Linked DNA regions of Homo sapiens: region 1 is linked to region 2. The links are chromatin loops, found by intact Hi-C in ENCODE. Cell type or tissue: dorsolateral prefrontal cortex. All regions are shown on one strand. Links, peaks and the distances in the headings refer to the core of each region. The heading gives the core; the rest is flanking DNA. Region 1 holds the start of LOC107987270 (a long non-coding RNA gene). Region 2 has its middle 5.2 kb from the start of ZNF525.

Region 1 (5,384 bases), core at 260-5,259, 52 kb after region 2:
GTAATCAAGTGAGCTCTTAAAGCAGACAAAGAAGTTAGAGACACCGCAGAAGAGGAAGTCACGGCTTAGAGGGAAGAGGGGGATTTCACAGGCTGCTGCTGGCTCTGAAGAGGATAGGCAGGTAGAAATCATGAGAAGAAAAGGAGATTTGTCAGCCGCCTAAATGATCGTGGAAGCAGATTCTCCCCCGAGCTTGGAGAGAAAAGCCCAGGCAGCTGACCCCGGGATTCGGTCCTTGTGAGACCCTGAGTGGAGGACACAGCCAAGCACTGTGGGCTTCTGACCTATGGGGAGAAAATAAATGGGTGCTGTTGTAAGGCGCTGACGTTGTGTAATGGTGGAGTCATGGGAAACGGATATGTACAGGATCCAATTTAATGATAAAATGTTTAAACAGTTAAATAAAGTGAGCTATAAATACCCCAGCAAAGATACAAGGCTGATCCCAGGCATAACGATTGTTACCAGTTTGAGGTGTATCCTCCTTTATATATTGATATCTCTGTATAAATAAATACATCTCTCTATATAGATACATGTACAAAGATCTTATATATAGACAGATATAGATCTATATCTTCATATCTATATCTAAATGTAGAGATACAGAGACATAGATCTATAGAGATAGACACAGATACAAATATAGACAAATCTCTACGTAGACACACGTATATGTTTGCATAGATGGACATATACATAGGTCTATTTGTATATACACATACACATATACATGATTAAGGCATTTTGTCTTCCTTCAAAATTCATATAAATGTGTTCATGTTGGAGTCATTGTTCGTGTTGCTTCACCCAGTCAGTGATGAGTGTGGAAGATGTTTCTATACCTCCTTCTCGGAAACACTGCATCCTATTTCCTGGTGCGTATGAATGAAGCATGTTACTGAATCGCTCCTGTTTACCCCTGTACAGAGTCGCATGTGCTTGTCTGTCTCCTGCTGTGAAACGCTGCCGGGAGTGTAGGTGGCTGAACACACTGATGTGCGAACATGCAGATTATTGGGTGGTTCTGACACGTGTACTGCGGCTCCACCGTGATTGCATGTTGTTTCTTTCTTTCTTTTCTTTCTTTTTTTTTTTTTAGACGGAGTCTTGCTCTGTCGCTCAGGCTGGAGTGCAGTGGCACAATCTCGGCTCACTGCAACCTCCGCCTCTAGGGTTCAAGTGATTCATCAGCCTCAGCCTCCTGAGTAGCAGGGACTACAGGCGCCCACCACCATGCCCAGCTAATTTTTGTGTGTATGTTTTTTTGTTTGTTTTTGTTTTTGGGACAGAGTCTCGCTCTGTCGCCCAGGCTGGAGTACAATGGGGCGACCTCTGCTCACTGCAACTTCCGCCTCCTGGGTTCAAGCGATTCTTCTGCCTCAGCCTCCTGAGTAGCTGGGATTACAGGTGCGCACCACCACGCCTGGCTAATTTTTGTATTTTTTAGTAGAGGCGGGGTTTCACCATGTTGGTCATGCTGGTCTTGAATTCCTGACCTCCTGATCCGCCTGCCTTGGCCTCCCAAAGTGTTGGGATTACGGGCGAGAGCCACCGCAGCCGGTCATTTTTGTGTTTTTAGTAGACATGGGGTTTCACCATGTTGGCCAGGCTGGCCTCGAACTCCTGACCTCGTGATCCGCCCACTCCGGCCTCCCGAACTGCTGGGATTACAGGCGTGAGCCATCGTGCCCGGCCGAATGCACGTTACTTCTATGGTTGGATAATTGCTAAATTGCCTTCGCCAACGGCTGTAAAACCTAAATATCCCAACCAATGTGTGGCGCGGTTCTCCCACCTTTCTTTTTTTGATCTCTTTGCTCTTTCAGCGCATCAACTCGGACATTGCGGGACGTAAGGAATCTGGGAAACTCAGGTTGCAGGGGCGGGGATGAGAGGGACAGCTAACAGGATGAGCTCTGTCTTTAACGGCGCTTCTCGCGCACACCCGCACGTGGGTGCCAGACACAGGCCCAGACCTGCAGCCCTGGAGACCAGCCGTTAGGGCAACGCTTCCCACAGCGCCTGCACCGCACGAGGTCCCGCCCCAAACCCGCCCTGTGTATCTGTGTCCTACATGCATATGCAAAAATAAATGCTGTTCTAGAAATGCGGATATCGCTGAAAGCACACTCACTCATTTTCCAGTGTGCTTCTCCAGCCCCAGGAGCTGAAGTGCTGAGGAAATATTCAATGCATGACTTTGGAGTCAAGAAATTAAAAAAAATAATGACGGTTTCAAACTGGAGTGAAAGAGACAAAAATTTTTAACATTTATTGCATACTGGATATCATTCTAAATGCGTTTCACATATGAATGCATAAAATCACAAAAGATTATCTACATCTATCTTTGCTTTTCAAGTGAGCCCGCCACCTGGAATAAAACTTGTAAGTATTTTTTAAACTCTCAGGTATGAACATCAGAGGTAAAGAAAGGGTTTTCCATTTCTAAGAATGTGCTGGTGTTGAGTTCGCAGCCGTGGCTGCACTGCCTCCAGCTCTGGGAGTTCCAGCCCAAGGAGAAGAGGGGTAAACAGGGCGTCCAACCAGGGTCATGCACCGCCCACCCGCAGGAAATCGACCGGGTGCAAATCCACGCTGGGAAGCAGCCAGGAAGCCGCCGCTACAAACGCCGGGCAGGAGCGCCCTCTCCCGGAGCGAGAAGGAACCTCCTGGTCCCCGCGGGACTCCGCTCTCGGTGAAATGGGACTTGGTTAGAAATCCACCGAACTCCTCATTGGCGGCGCCTGGTGCAAGAAGTTGCTTAGGACATCTAAGCAGACCCGCGCTTCCAGAGCAGGGCTGTCGGTGCTCTGCAGGGGGTAAGTGCAGAGGATCTAAGTGGGGCTTTTGAAGTCACCGACCCCGTGCAGTCCACGCCACGTGGCTCAGTACTGCCGGGAGACGCCTCCAGAGGGCCCAGGCTGGGGAGCGCGCCTAGGAACCCACCGTGTTGTGCCCCATGGCACTGCAGGATGGCTATCGTTACCAATAACGCAGGGTTTCCAGTAGCTAGAGGGAGGAGAGGGAAAGTCCCCAACACAGAGACATGACGCAGGCTTGAGATGATGGACATGTTAATCACCCTAACCTAATCACCACGCATTAAACCTATCCTAAGGACGCCACGGACCCGTGAGTATGCATAAGAACTATTTGTCAATTAAAAGTAAATTAAATATACTTAATAAGAGACGCCTTAAAATCCTTTTTGAATCTATGAAATATTTGCAATAAAAAACAATCCACTGTAATTGGAAACATCTTTGTTTAAAAAAATACTCTTTTTCCCGTAATTGATAGTGCTAGACATGAGATTTTATTTTTGCGTAGGGTCACACAGTATGTAGTGTATGATTGGGGGTGAAAGAATTGGGTGCAGAAATCAGCTACTGGCCATTTTTCCATTTTCATTTGTGTGTGAATTTAAAAAACAAATTTAATTGATAAATAATAATTGTATATATTTATGGGGTGTATTGCACTAATTTGATAGATGTATATGCTGTGGAAATTTTAAGTCAATCAAATTAATATCTCAATTCCTGACATACTTTTTTGGTGAGGACAATTGAAATTCACTCTCTTTCTAATTTTGCATGTTAATAATATACCTTATTGTTAACCATAGTCACAATGCTATACCGTATCTCAAATAATTATTCCTCCCGTCTAACTGAATCATTGTATGTGGATTTTTAGTATAAATGTGGGGGAGGTAAATTATTAATGCAAATAAAAATGTGTCAGGAAACAAGTTTCAGCAGTTCTGCTTCATGTGGGTGAGAAACCCACCCGAATGGGATAGAGGGACCCCACATCCTGATATCGCTGTGAGAATTCTTGGGACCACTCCTGTATCAGCCTGTTCTTGCACTGCTATAAAGAAATACCGGAGGCTGGGTCATTTATAAAGAAAAGAGGATTAACTGGCTCACAGTTCGGCAGGCTGCACAGGAAGCATGGCAGCTTTTGCTTCTGAGAGGCCTCAGGAAGCTTTTACTCATGGTGGAAGGCAAAGAGGGATTAGACATTTCACATGGCAAAAGCAGGGACAAGAGAGTGAGGAGGCAGCTGCTGGACACCGTTAAATGACCAGATCTCAGGAGAACTCACTCACTCTGGAAAGGACACAACCACAGGGGAGGAGGCTAAACCATTCATGAGAAAACCGCCGCCACGATCCAATCATCTCCCACCAGGCCCCAGGTCTAACACTGGGGATGACAGTTCAACAGGAGATTAGGGGACACACATCCAAACTATATCAACTCCCACGTCCTGACTCAGCCCCCTCATCTAGCAGAGAGGTGAGTCTACACTCCACCCTCAATAACCAGGTGCTATCTAGACCTCAGGATCTCTTAATCCCACTCAGTTGCTGAGCTCCTGTCCACACCCTGGAGGCCTCCTTGCCTTCCTGTTCCCGTCAGGGATAAAAAGCAAGAGCCACTGACTTTCCAGGAGCTGTCGCTGAAACTGAGCTGTTGGCTTGTTACAGTTCTCCCCGTCTGAGACTTTGGGTGACCCATCCCCTACGGCCATACAGCACAACCTCATCTATTCCCCCGACACATAGTGAACCAGGCTGTTCTTAGACCACTTATCTTTGGCCCCACAAAGGCCAGAATCTCCAGTACACATTGCCACTGAGCTTCCTGCCATGGGGAGACCGAGCTGCCCACCTCGGTGCAAAACGCAGAATGAGGCAGCCAGGCTGTTGATGTATGCCTCAATATTTGAAACATGCAGAAAGTAGTTTGTGTTGTTCAAACCATATGCTTCTATGTTAAACTTTAAAATTTTATGAGATGAGCATACAGCAAATTATTTGTTTTAGATGTATACATCTGTGATAAAACAAAAGTGCTAGGAACAGGATCACCAAATAAATCAAGAGAGGGAGAGGTAATTAGATCATATCGCGATTAGGTTAGCCAGGGGGAGTGGCTGCGGGGCTCTGGAGCAGTATAAATGCCAGCAGAAGGGACCTTCCCCTCAGTGAGCTTTGTTTCCTTCACTGTGGAAGCCCCAGCGTAAGGAGTGAAGTTTGCCCTGGGTCCACTTACCTGAGTTGCTGCTGGTAGGCAAGAAGAACAGGTTAGTCCATTACTATTTCGGGCGTTCATTTATCCCAATGGGAGAAATAGAATAGTGGGAAAACTCTTTAGCGTGCGGTTTTAGATGTTGAGGTAAAGAATACTTAATTGTTTAACAGTATTTCTTTTTTCCTTTTGAGACAGAGTCTCGCTCTGTCACCCAGGCTGGAGTGCAGTGGCACAATCTCGGCTCACTGCAACCTCTGCCTTCCCGGTTCAAGTGATTCTCACGCCTCAGCCTCCGGAGTGGCTGGGATTACAGGCGTGAGCCACTGCGCCCAG
Region 2 (5,384 bases), core at 147-5,146:
CAGAAGAGTACAATGAAACTCCTGCCACAGAGGCCGTAGCTGTGACTGCAATTAGTCCCATAATCACTGCAATTAAAGAATATTTTGGATCTATTTAAAATGGCTTTGAATACTTCAGTCAAAATATGGACGGATGGCGAGGCCTCCCACGGTCAGTCCATGGACACAGGGACCCACACGCCTTCTCTTGCTCTCACTAGCAGAATATGGTGCTGCCAATTAAAAGTCGAATCAATGCAAGTAAACAATCTGCAGTTTTCACAGGTTATAGTTTGGGAGTCTGGTTTAATAACTATATTTCCTACAACTAGCATATAAGGGGGCTTTATACAACTTTGCAAAGGAACTGTTAGACTGGAATTTAGGTCGATAGTATAAAATGGCTTGCGATCTCTTCTTTATATAGCTTGATTTCCAGATCAAATTCTAATGCAATATGAGGCCACAGTAAGCATCCATAATTGTGGATGTTCAGGACCAGAAACAAGACTTATTATTTTTAGTCTTGGAGTAGAGATTCCTTTTTCTCCCCATTCCAAAGGGTAGAAAGACTGTAATTTTTTGTGCTTATGTTTGTCTAAACTTTCTGTTAAGTCACTGTTAACAGCTGGACTCACTTGTGCACTGGGACATGACTGAGTTTGTCCTGTGCAATTGTGGTAGAATTGACCTCGACATGTCCAATCTATAATAGTTCCGAATTCATTGTTTTGTAATATCTCCGCACTATCGGCCACACATTCTTCCCAAACTAAAACTTCTGTGCCTTTTGATTCTTTGGGAATTACCTTGGGGCAAGGCTTTTGTTTAGGCCTAAATTGTAATGATCATTGATAAGAAAAGTCCTGTAAATAATTTACCTGTGGCCTGAGAGACATTCCACTTACCGTGTGATAAGTGAATCTACTGGTGGTACCGACAGTAGGTACTTCTACCAACCAATTTTGGATTGCAGGCATTAAACATGCTGGTGCTCTCCCTAGGCAAATAGGAGGATAACGATACCCAGTGGAAATATTTATCATCATTCCTTCTTCCTCAGGTTTGGCAGGGCAACGATCATCTGTGGGGCCAGGTACCCATGCACTATTATTAACATATACTTCAATAGGATTATCCATCCATGTGACTGCCCGAATTAAGGGCGGGAAAGGCACATAGGCCCAGTAGGTATAATTAGCTGCAGCTGCCCCTGCAGGCAAGGGGAGACTTACCACCGTTGATACAATCATCAAAGCTGCAAGCAGCGTGTTCTCTGGAGTTTGTGTCACCTTTGTGTTCTCTAGGCTTTTTTTTGGTAACTGTGTCAGCTTCTTTAATTGTGCCCAAGTCGGCGGCTCTGCTTTCTTGGTGGATGGCAACTTCATCTGTTCTTCTGACATCACCATTTTGTTCACCTTGTGAATCGATGGTGTTTGATTGTGGTGTTTCCATCTCCGTGGAGGTGCTTTTCTTTGCATCTCTGATGGGTTCATTGTAGAACTTTAAATGTCTAGTGGGTATCTAAACAGGAAGCTGATTTTCTCCTGGTGAAACACAAGCAAAACCTCTCCCCCAAGTTACCACCTTCCCTATTTCTCATGTCTTATTGTTGTTGTCTTTTTATCAAATCAGTTTTCCTTCATGTGGGCTGTTCTTTTGACCAGTAAGATGTTCTGCAGAGGTAGTAGTCTGATTTCTATACATGTTTAAAACATTTAAAGTATAGAATGCTAGATTAAGTTGCATCTGAGGAGTGGTACACTCCTTACTGTCTCCCCCTTCTCTTTAACTAATTGAGTTTTGAGTGTTCTATTAGTTTTTTTTAACTATGGCCTGTCCTTGAGAATTATAGGGAATTCCTGTTGTGTGTGTAATTTTCCACTGATTTAAGAATTTTTGGAAAGCTTTACTACAATATCCTGGTCCATTGTCAGTTTTGATTTTTTCTGGAACTCCCATGACAGCAAAACAAGACAATAAATGTTTTTTCACATGGGAAGTACTTTCTCCTGTCTGGCAAGTTGCCCACATGAAATGTGAATAAGTATCAACTGTTACACGGACACATCATAATCTTCCAAATGAAGGTACATGTGTGACATCCATTTGCCATAATGCATTAGGACACAGACCTCTGGGATTAACTCCTGCCTCTTGAGTGGGCAGGTGTAGGACTTGACACTGGGTACCATGTTGTAGAATATTTTTTGCCTGTTTCCATGTGACATCTGTGGGCGGCAAGCCACCCAGGCGCTGAGGCAAGAGAGCAAGGACACGAGCTGTTCCAGTATAATAAAATATAAAACAAGAATAGTTATACCAGATCTAGATCATAGACATGATTATATATGAATATCATTAATCATTAGTTTGTAGCAATTACTCTTTATTCCAATATTATAATAATCCTCGCTCTATAATCATAACCTAGGAAAAGCCAGGCCATACAGAGATAGGAGCTGAGGGGACACAGTGAGAAGTGACCAGAAGACAAGAGTGCGAGCCTTCTGTTATGCCCGGACAGGGCCACCAGAGGGCTCCTTGGTCTAGTGGTGACGCCAGCGTCTGGGAAGACGCCCGTTGCCAGGCGGACCGTGGTCTAGCGGTAGCATAAGTGTCAAGGGAAAACACCCGCTACTTAGCAGACTGGGGAAGGGAGTCTCCCTTTCCCCGGGGGAGTTTAGAGAAGACTCTGCTCCTCCACCTCTTGTGGAGGGCCTGACATCAGTCAGGCTCGCCCGCAGTTATCCGGAGGCCTAACCGTCTCCCTGTGATGCTGTGCTTCGGTGGTCATGCTCCTAGTCCGCCTTCATGTTCCATCCTGTACACCTGGCTCTGCCTTCTAGAAAGCAGTAGTAAATTAGTGAAAGTACTAAAAGTCTCTGATATGCAAAAATAATGGTGTAAGCTGTCTTTCTCTTTGTCTCCTCTCTCTCTCTGCCTCGGCTGCCAGGCAGGGAAGGGCCCCCTGTCCAGTGGACACGTGACCCACGTGACCTTACCTATCACTGGAGATGACTTACACGCTTTACCCTGCCCCTTTTGCTTTGTATCCAATAAATAACAGCGCAGCCCGACATTTGGGGCCACTACCGGTCTCCGTGCATTGGTGGTAGTGGTCCCCCGGGCCCAGCTGCCTTTTCTTTTATCTCTTTGTCTTGTGTCTTTATTTCTACACTCTCTCATCTCTGCACATGGGGAGAGACCCACCGACCCTATGGGGCTGGACCCTACAACATGAAATTTGTTTTTTAATCCTGCTGCATTTACATGAGTGAAAGCATGAAGTTCTTGTGCTTTTATGAATGCAGATGGTACCAGTAAGTCAGCTTGTTCATTTGCTTTAGTTAAAGGCCCTGGTAAATTAGTGTGTCCTCGAATATGAGTAACATAAAATGGGAAATTTCTTTTTTTTTTACAGTTTGTTGTAATAAATTGAACTGCTGGTTTAACTGATCATCTATGCTATATTTAATTAGAGCTGTCTCAACATCCTTTGTAGCCTGCACTACATATGCAGAATCTGATACAATATTAATAGGTTGATCAAAGTCTTGTAACACTGTAATGACTGCAACCAACTCTGCTCTTTGAGCCAATTGATATTGAGTTTTGATGACTCGCTCTTTTGGCCCTGTGTAAGCTGCTTTTCTATTGCTGGAACCATCAGTAAACACTGTCAGAGCATTTTCTAAAGGTTTATGTCTGGTAATTTTAGGTAGAATCCAAGTAGTCAATTTTAAAAACTGGAAGATTTTTGTTTTCGGGTAATGATTATCAATAATTCCCACAAAATTAGTAAGACCAATCTGCCATGCACCAGAATTGATAAAGGCTTGTCTAACCTGTTCCTTGTTTAAAGGAACAACTATTTTGTCTGGGTCATTTCCACACAATTTTACTATTCATAACCTTTTCTGACCAATTAATGTAGCTATTTGATCCACGTACAATGTAAAAGTCTTAATTGTACTGTGAGGAAGGAATGACCACTCCACAAGATCAGTATTTTGAACAATGATGCCTGTTGGAGAATGTGCAGTAGCAAAAATCAAAAGTTGGAGTGAGACTAAGGGATCTATTTATTTGTGCTGACTGAATTTTTTCTTCCACTAATTTAATTTCTTTTGTTGCCTCTGGGGTTAATATCCTTTTACTCAGTGGGGAGCTTCTAAGACTCATTGTCCAGGAGAAGGAATGTCACAAGGTAATGTCATCAGTTAAGGCAGGAACCGGTTATTTTCACTTTTTTGTGGATCTTCAGTTGCTTCAGGCCATCTGGATGTACACGTGCAGGTCACAGGGGATACGATGGCTTAGCTTGGGCTCAGAGGCCTGACAAGGAGTTCAAGACCAGCCTGGCCAAGATGGTGAAACCCTGTCTATACCAAAAACTACAAAAATTATCCAGGCACGGTGGCAGGTGCCTGTAGTCCTGGCTACTCAGGAGGCTGAGGCAGGAGAATTGCTTGAACCTGGGCTGCAGAGGTCATGGTGAGCCAAGATTGCGCCACCGCACTCTAGCCTGGGCGACAGAGTGAGACTCTGTCTCTGCAAAAAAAACCCCAAAAGGAAGCGACCTGCAGACCCTCACAGGGAAGTCTCAATATGCTCTATTTGGAGAAAAGGGGGTGGGAATTTCCAGGTCTCTGGGGACCCCACGTCCCAAGTATAGCAGAGCCAGGGGCCTGCGAAGGGCCGACTTAACTAGAGACAGAGCCAAACTCAGGCGCTGCAGTGTGACCTTCACTGAGGTGATCCGCTGCCGTGTCTGTGCGAATCTGCGCAGGACAGGAGCCAGGCCTGGGAGGAACCCTGATAAGGTGGGCGGGGCCCGGGCGAGGAAGGGCGGGGCGCGAAGGGCAAGGGGCGTGGCACGGAAGTGGATAAGTGGCCCGCGGGGTAGGGATCCCCGGGGCGGGGCGGGGCTGGGCTGGGCAGGGCGGGGCCTACAATTTGCTCCGCCTCGCTCTGCAGCCTGTGTTTTCCAGGTTTTGGAGGCGAGACCCGCCCGGGATGCTGAAGCATAATTCAAAAGCCCTGGAATTGCCTGAAACGGGGATGCAAACTAGAATGTAAAATGCAAATCTCTGCCTGGGTGGAAAGAGCAATTTTATGCTGAAGGCCCACAGAACAGAGTAGAAATCCTCTCCCTATTCCTCATTCACTCGGGAGGGAGAGTCCACCCTGTGCTCAGCTCCGGAGACTTCCCTAGGGCCACCGCCTGGGATGCGGGACAGAGTACGCAGGCCAGGGATGAGTGAGGTTCTTAATGATCTACTAAACAAGGGGTGAATTATTCATGCTTCCCCTCTTCAGACCTTATAGCGTAGCTTTCTGACGTTGCCATGGCATTTTTAAACTGTCATGGAGCTGGTGGGGGTGTAGCAGTGAGGACGACC

What was found. A loop is a pair of places that touch in the nucleus more often than their neighbours do. Peaks named below come from ENCODE experiments on the same cell type or tissue, not always from the same donor. Only the 100,000 strongest peaks of a DNase experiment are listed, where the experiment ranks them.
Region 1: it touches region 2 in a loop (2.5-fold over the local background); 1 of 110 quality-filtered maps calls a loop at or near these places.

Annotation. Positions count from the first base shown.
Region 1 is chr19:53,305,938-53,311,321 of GRCh38, reverse strand. LOC107987270 (a long non-coding RNA gene) reads left to right here and starts at 2,744. Exons shown (of 4, transcript XR_001753995.1): 1 at 2,744-2,825. In dorsolateral prefrontal cortex, for the core only: a CTCF peak has its summit at 2,671 (motif pointing left); a DNase peak (open chromatin) is centred at 2,673; H3K4me3 peaks cover 701 bases; H3K27me3 peaks cover 4,417 bases.
Region 2 is chr19:53,357,847-53,363,230 of GRCh38, reverse strand. No RefSeq gene overlaps it. Among named protein-coding and RNA genes, the nearest start is that of ZNF525, 5.2 kb to the left of the region's middle. In dorsolateral prefrontal cortex, for the core only: CTCF peaks have their summits at 2,178, 2,380 and 2,580; no DNase peak of the experiment used is centred there.